Regions from separate parts of the Homo sapiens genome. Here region 1 is linked to region 2. The links are chromatin contacts, found by Hi-C in ENCODE. All regions are on one chromosome and are shown on one strand. Each heading gives the region's core, a stretch centred on a gene start or an enhancer-like site at or near the end of the contact. The rest is flanking DNA. Distances are from core to core; before and after follow the strand shown. Region 1 holds the start of TRDN (triadin). Region 2 overlaps TRDN (triadin).

Region 1 (3,968 bases), core at 742-3,241, 110 kb before region 2:
TGACATTCATCAACTCATCTCACAGAAAGGTTTGAAAAAGCTATTATCTTCAAAACATGTTTATTGTCTAGAATATGTTTTCTTTTATTTTTCCTTCCAGTATGTTTAACATGAAAATAGTGATTGGGAACTTAAGACTAACATCAATACTAGGAATTTAGTATTTCTTTTCTAGAGTCTTATTTTAACTTTTTATTGAGTAAAACTAGTTTGAAAAGTTGAGTTTTTTCCTGTTCCAGAGCCTAATTTTATTTAGGATCTGACCCATGAAAATTCTTAATGAGTTACATAAGATGTCATTCCTTCAGTTAACTACAATGAAAGATTATGAAAGTAACTGATGAATGGAGATATGAAGTGCTACGTTTTTCAAAACAATTGGAACTGCTGTGGCACTATTGACTGGAGATTCTTTGTGGGGGGCAATGTAAGGAGGGCTTTTCTCTTAGGATACCTCCTTAGACCAACCCAGAGCTCTGGGAAGCTGCTCTTGAGGATTTTGTATCTTTTCATCCCGCTAGTGGGCCTAATTTGCAGTGACCCCCTTTACCTTAAGTCATAGTATCTGCAACAAGGCCTCATTTCTTGGGGAAGATAGCAAACTTGTAGTTAAAAGGCTCTAGGCCCAGTCCTAGATATAGGAATTGAATAAAATCATGAATGTAATCATGTAATCATTTCCTCCTTGTAAATTAAGATTTGTTACTAATTTATGTATTCAGCTGGTAAATGAGCAACTTTCTATTGTGTCAGGAATGGGGGCAGTAGATTAAGACAGAACCACTAACAGGGAGGAGGTCATTGCCTATGGAAATAGCTGTTGCAGCACTCTTCTGAGCCTGAATTTTAAAAATAACAAACATGGCTTTGCTTCATGATCTATGAAGTACCATAGGAATTCGGGAGGTCTGAAAACGAAAAGTATCAAGTTCAAGCTAAAAGATTAAACTACAAGCATTTATTAGGTTGAATATGAGAATAAAATAAAAGTGTAGTCAACCCTTGATTATTCACAGATTGGCTAGAGTTTATGATTATCAATGCCCTTCGATTCTCCTTTTGCTTCCAACTACCAACTATTGAATATTTTTTTGCTCATTAACACCTGTCTAGGAGTGGGAAGGTGAAATGCTAATCAGCCAATTTGGTTAATTGTTAGTGGCTGCTATAATCCTTTTTTTTTTAAGTTGAGATAAGGAAATACTTTACTTAAATATTGGCTGTGGACTACTAAACTTTATGTCACCTTCCCTTCCTTTTTACTGCATGGATAAATGCAGGTATTTAGTTCTTAGTAAGGTAGTAGAGAGAATTAAAAAGATAGTAATTCATCAATCCAATGTTTTTCAAGTATCACACTATAAATTCACATTACATAATTCTTATTGGCCAGTGTTCAGAAAATATTAATCTTCTACAATATGACTACTTTAAAAGAAAGCTTCAAGATTTAATAGTTGCAATTTTAAGTGTAGCCCTATATAAATAACTGCACTTGCTAAGTGGATTTGTATCAACAGGAACATAACTTCTAGAAAATTACTCAAGACTACCCTCCCTTTTGCCTGTGATAGACATTTGGGACCCTCCCCAAACCAAATAAGGGAAAGAAGAATGTTCTGAGCATTAAGAGCACTAAGAATAAATCTGAGCTCTCACGGATAAGATTACTTTCAACTCTTTATTTCATGTTTTCTGACATAGACCCCAGGATCTGTAATTATCTTAGAGAAACTGCGGGGGCTTAGATGGTACTTTGTAGTTCATTTGGTTTTTTTTGTTTGTTTGTTTGTTTTTTGCCTTTCTCTCTTTGGGGCTGAAGAGCTGGTGTGTCTGTGTGTGTGTTCCTCTAGAGTGCCAAAAAAGAAAAAAAAAAGTGCTGAAGAGTCCTAGGGAGATGAGGCTATTTTTGTTTGAAGCTGATACTTCTAGCTGAGCCACAAGTGCTGCTTGGAAAGGGCTTAGGTTGTTTCCAGGGGGAGAACTCTGCAGAGGAGAGGCAAAGTTCAACAGGACAACAAAGAAGCAGCAGAAACAGCCAGGAAAACGAAGAGCCCCCAGGTTTTGACACAGAACCCTCCACCAGAGTTCTCAAATCCCCAAATACTCTGCAAAGTGCAACTTGACGGGAACTTTTCAACTGACTTTTACTTTTGACGACCACCATGACTGAGATCACTGCTGAAGGTATTGCTACCATTTTCCGATAGTATCAAGTAAGGAAAAAAAATATGCAAATCGACAGCCACATTAACTGTCGATGTGTCCATTTAAAATGTTGCTTTAAGGTAATTGCCTTGGTCAATGATTCTATACAGGATCTGAGAAGTGGATTTAGGAGCTGAGAGGCTGCCAGATCTGTATATTGGGGGAGCAAAAAGAGATTTCTCTTAAATTTTGCATGTGGAAACTGTTCTCTGCTATACCAAAGGCCCCACTAGTTAACAGTTGTTACTCACACCTCTATAAATAGCTATGGTCATGTAACATGATGGCCGATATCTTATCCAGCAAAAATTACAAAGTTTTCAAGGATGGAGACCATGATGAACTTAAAATATTACACTAATGCTTACTTAAAATATTACACTAATGCTTACTTAAACTTAAAAAGTAATTTGAAGCATTTCTGCTTTATGATATTTTTAAATGGAGACCTTAAATTTGTTTTTCCTTTCCTACTAGGGTATGTAAAACACACATACATATATATGATTTATATACAATTTAAGACATAAGTGTTCCCATAAAATTTGTATTTATTTGACCATTAATGGAAATTCAGAGATAAAGACTGGAATTCCACAAACTTACTGTGAATCAGTATGATTTTTAAAATAAAGCAATTAAGTGTTAGAATTCTGGTTCTTTTTGTAAATTCATTCTTCATTTTCCTCTAAATGGTAAATTCTATCTTTATGTTACAATAAATATTTTCTGTTTCAATGCTTTACTGAAAGCTACATACTATAATACATATCTTCTATTTGATGGTTGCTAGTTATATATATTTATATTTCATATATACTTCATATATATATGTACGTATTTCTTAGAATGAAGGAAACCTTCAAAACTAAATTACTTTGAATACAGACACAGTCTGGTTCTAGTTGAGGTAAAACTTTTGGAGGTGGATCTAAAATTTGCTTCTGACAGCTGTAAGAAAATCAGACAGGTGGTGCTCTTAACAACTTCCAAGTTAAATGCTGTGCTGGTTTGCTTTGAATAATACAACTGAAAAATAGAATATTTGTTTTTATTTTTGAGGGTAGAAATTAGTATGGACACACAGTAATTTCTGTTGGAGATTTTTAGTCAATATTTATAAGAAGTGCCTTATTTGTACCTTGCACTGAGAAATTCAGTCTGACACCTCGTATTAATAACAATTACTGAGAGATTTCTATGTGTTAGGTATTTTGCTCAGAACGTTATGTGTGTTTACTTATTTAAAACTGACACAATTCAATTAAGTAGGCATTATTATCTCAGTTTGGCAGAAAAAGGAACTGTAACTAAAATGTTATGTGACTTGCTCAAGACCAGCATTACCAACATTTAAACCCAGCCCCTTTAAATCTTGTTTGTGTGTGTGTGTGTGTGTGTGTGTGTGTTTTCTTTTCTGTGAGAGGATATCAGGTTTACTCTTTACCAATTTTAGTTCAGAATTTGCTAACTAAATATAAATAGCATTTTTCCTATTCCTTAGATATTCTGTGTCATGTTGCTTTTAGTTTGCCTTAAAGAAAGCTATGTATAAAAACTTCTTGTTTAGCTCTGCACAAGTTATTAAGATAGCTACGAGCGTCTTAATCTTCTGTTTCTCTACCTCTGTTCAGGGTTTGGGCTCCCAGGTGATTCAGGAGGTCAGTTGACTAAACCATCTTGGGCTTGCTTGTGGATTATGTTTTGTAGAACTTGCATTTGATTCAAAAGACTTTTTACAGGAAAATTCTTGATTATGA
Region 2 (4,221 bases), core at 415-2,914:
AATTGTTTTCAGGGACAAGAATGAGTGCCTTACCTGTTCATATCTTCATCACCATATTCAAAGTCACAGTTGAGATAAGAGTAGATTAGTGACCCTGTAAATAGTAAGATAACTGATTAATGAGAAAAATTAGGAAGAAAACCTTCACAATGGTGGTTACCTCCTTAACAGGTGAATGAAAGCTAGTAGCTGTCTTTTCTGAAGATATTTAGGGTGTTGCCATGGTTGATCTTAATTTAGTAGACTTTTGGAAAAACTACAAAAATGCAAATGCAGATTTACAAATGGAGAATTTAAAATGTGTACAGTAATTAACACCATCTCAGACCATCTGTGGAATAAAGTTGTGATAAATAAATAAGTAAACCTCATTAGCATTTTTCTAAGAAAAAACACTATATTTAAGATTAAGTCACTTTTCAAAGGTAGCAATCATATTTGTAAACTCTAATCTCAAATTCACTTCTATCCAAATTAACTGTAAATTCAGAATTAACTCCATTTTCTTAGCCTTGGTAATGTATGTATACTGAAGCTAGCAGAAAATTGAATATATTTGCTAAAACCTGATGTTTAGAAAAAAAGTACAACTAACTTATTCTATGAAATGTGTCATATCTGCTTGCAGTAATTATTGGTTAAATGTAATGCCAAATGCTGATTATAAACATAGCTTAGAGTCAATACTTCTGAAATATATTTCCTATTAGATAGTTGTTACAGTTCATTTCACAAATTCTTAATTTAATATGTAAAAACTAAATCTTCCTAAATCTAAATGACATTCTTATTAAGGATTCTTAATTTGTATTGAGAGTAATTGAAATAAAAATAATTATAGTTTGTGACCAATTTTAGCACTGAAAATGGTGACAACATAGCTCTGTCTATTAAATGTTTAAGCTTTTCCAAATAACTCTAATTTTGAGATAACTCCAATTTTTCCCTTATTTCAATAAATAAGTGATTTGTTTAGCAATATGTTACAAAGACTCTTTTAGACTCCAATAAACTTGTTAGTAACTGTATAATAATTTAAACTTTGTGGTAGGTTTATAAAGTTTAGGTCATAGCTATGGCTTAAATTTTATACATTTTCAGAGTTTTAAAATTATAAATTCTATTTTTTCTTAGAAATACACAAAGATAAGACTGAAAAACAAGAGAAACCTGAAAGGAAAATACAAACTAAAGGTAAACATTTCATTTTATGTTTATTCTTCATTTAGATATACATTTTTGTGTATTCATATGCGAGAAAAAATTTCATGTTTAGTGTTTTTGTAACATTTTTGATATTAAATAACTAAATTTACTCCTCAGTTAATTTCAGTTATAAATGTATATCAGTTAATTTCAGTTATAAATGTATAAATAACATAAATAATATTTAATAGATGGAATCAAAGTAACTTCAAAATGTGTAATAATTTTTAAATTATTTACAATTACTAAGAGAGTAGCTCAAATACATATTGATTTACTGAGGAAATAATTTTTTTTCTTTTAAGAAGTTAGTGTAACAAGTCAGAGTTTATTTTTTTTTAACCTGAATTCCTTCTGTCATGCAATATCTTTACAATCTTTGGTGTAGAAATGCAGAGTCATTATATGACCTCATGGCAGAGGTCATGTAAGAAAGCCCCACGGCTCTCCTGCACAGCCTCAAGAGGTAGATGGACAGTGACAGCATGATGATTAATATCACTTTCAGCTGAACTGAATCCAGTAATGGCAATCTTGCAGCAGAAGCAAATTAAGAAAGGCCAGCATTGTCTTGCTTATCTTATAAGAATAACTTTTCTGTGGGTGACAGAGATAGTCATAAAACTTTAAAGAAACTAATAGGAAGCAAGACATTCAAAAATATATTCTTCTAAGCGTGCCCAGGTTTTCCCAATGGTCAGTTTCACATGATTTTGAATGAGCCAGGGCAAAAATAAAGATCTCATAATAACTATATTTGTATAATGCAGACAGAAAATGAGATAATTTATTTCTGAGATAAAAATGGAATTTTATCCAGTATTTACTATGTCATAAACCAGCTAATGCAAAATTATCTGTAGTAAATACCACAGTTGCAGCTAGTAAATTTTCAAATAATAAAAGTATCAATTAAATTATACTAGCACGTGAATTTATATTAATACAATGCCATGTTGTTGCTGTTGTTTTTAAAATATACTTCATGTGCTTTCTTTTTGGGAAGGGCTCAAATCATTCTACAGATATTATGTCTTTAATCCTAATGTTTGAATTCATTCTAGATTGGTCAGCCAATTCTTCAACAATCAGAACATTGAAGCTCACTCAGTTGAAACCTATTTATATTTGTACTTAGGAAACTAATGTCTCCTTACTGTTCTCTTTCCTTTTTTCGGTTCTTAATTCCTTTGATCACAGAAGTTGGACACAGCTCTTGAGTACGGATTGACTAAGCGAACCATGACTGAACTGGCTCTGTGTTTCTATCTGCTGAAGGTTAAACAGAAACTCAACTGGTTCCACACCATTTGGGTCCCTGCTGTTTTTTTCTTGCAGACTGTGCTATTAATTTAATAACAGTGCTGCTGGAGTGGCGGTAGTAATGTAGATGGCACCATTTGCATTTTGGACCTGGCTATATTAGAATTCTGATGTCAAAGACCGAGCAGTGGGCTGTAGAGTAGGTTTATTAAACTAGCAAGTCTTCCATAATTAAGACAGTGAATTTGGCTGAAGTCTAAAATAAATTTCTCAAAGACTGAGCTGGAGATTATCAACCTGAATATATTTCTTGAGTAGACCAAATATGTTTTGTAAAAGTAACTATTTCTTAAGAAAGTGAAAGTAGAGCTTCAGTTGCTCCACACTGAGCTGGAAATCAGAGAGAGCTTATGTTTTCCACAGTTTTTCTGTGTGAATATGAACAAAAGATTTCACTTTATTGCTTAGTTTCCCGTCTGTAAATGGGGTAGACTAATGCCTGCTCTTTATTCTCAAATAGTTCAGTGAAAATAAATGTTTTGCTTTACAACTGCTCTTGTATGTGGATAAATACTGTTTTCTGTATGCCATGTTCCATGTCAGTTATGGTTGTATGTGATGGATAGTTAGGAATTTAAGTTATTATCAAAGCATTTTGAACCCTTAGAAGAAAAGATACAGTATTTGAAAGGTAGTAGTAGTCTGTGATGATTATAAATGAGTCAATAAATATCTGAGACCAAAAAGATTCATTATGCTCAAGCTGGTGTGTTTTGTGGGATGACAAAAGATATTCGTTATGGTGGAAGCTAGATCACATTCTATTTCTCTATAGTTTTTTTCCCCTTCAAGGGACAATATGATATTCTGAAAGGTTTTAGAAGCATGGAACTCATCGGGAGAGCCTTGGGAGTCTACACCTATATAATTGACCCATCAAGAAGGATGCAAAAAAAAAATCACACAGAATATGTAATCCCACAGGATATATATTTCTAAAACAATTCTATATTAATATTCTAACTAATTGATTTTATAGTGTCAAATAATGAGTTTCAATTCTGACTCTTTTTCTTAAGAAATTAGATACTTTTATAGGCAACCACATTAAATAATTTTACTTTATCATATCAAGCTAACTTTTATTTCTACTTTGTCCCTCTGTTTATTTTGTTCGATATTTTCCTCAGGGAAGAATGCAGCAGTTTATGGAGCTAAAGAATATGCCTTTTAAATGATAACCAGGCAATGAATACTTATTATGTTTTTAGGACACAAGCTCTGACATGTTAGTTAAGGTTTACCTTAAACTAAGTTAACCTTGGATTTTTTCCCATAAAAGAGGTAGAAATTTATTTTATTTTATAAATATAATCAGAATACTGTATGTGACCTTGTATTGGTCACATACAGTACCTCATAAAAGAGGTAGAAATTTATTTTATTTTATAAATATAATCAGAATACTGTATGTGACCTTGTTCTGAATTTATATAGTAATATAGCGGAACATTACATTTGCTTAGAAAAAACTTCCAACCATAATTTAACATTTTTTGGGTTACCACATATCATTAACTAAATTGTGACTCATATAAATGGCCCCTGGGGAACAGGCAGAATGAGTTAACCACAATGGAGTAGTTTTGAGTACCAAGCAGAGTGCTCTAGTACAAGTTACCTCCAAGAACGCTGATTCCACATTAGGGTGATGGTTTCAAATTAAAGTTTTTATAGGTCAAAATGATCTTG

What was found. Hi-C counts contacts between places; a loop is a spot of excess contacts on that map. Pooled maps may share reads with other maps.
Region 1: a loop to region 2 is called in a map of cardiac septum, with 5 times the contacts of the local background. The contact joins the promoter of TRDN here to the enhancer-like site in region 2. A Hi-C loop is called at or near these places in 2 of 168 maps with a recorded cell type or tissue (cardiac septum and posterior vena cava) and 5 of 50 pooled maps.

Annotation. Positions count from the first base shown.
Region 1 is chr6:123,634,973-123,638,940 of GRCh38, reverse strand. It overlaps TRDN (triadin), which reads left to right and starts at 1,991. Exons shown (of 41, transcript NM_006073.4): 1 at 1,991-2,187. The coding sequence starts at 2,166. All of the region lies in intron 1 of LOC105377981 (a long non-coding RNA gene), which reads right to left.
Region 2 is chr6:123,527,479-123,531,699 of GRCh38, reverse strand. It overlaps TRDN (triadin), which reads left to right. Exons shown (of 41, transcript NM_006073.4): 5 at 1,135-1,194. LOC105377982 (a long non-coding RNA gene) reads right to left here. Exons shown (of 6, transcript XR_001743833.2): 2 at 34-94. Among named protein-coding and RNA genes, the nearest start is that of TRDN-AS1, 90 kb to the right of the region's middle. RefSeq lists a silencer at 1,869-2,069. Within about 2 kb of position 1,664, at least 2 of the 41 ENCODE cell types and tissues checked have a DNase peak (open chromatin) inside an H3K27ac peak, as active enhancers do.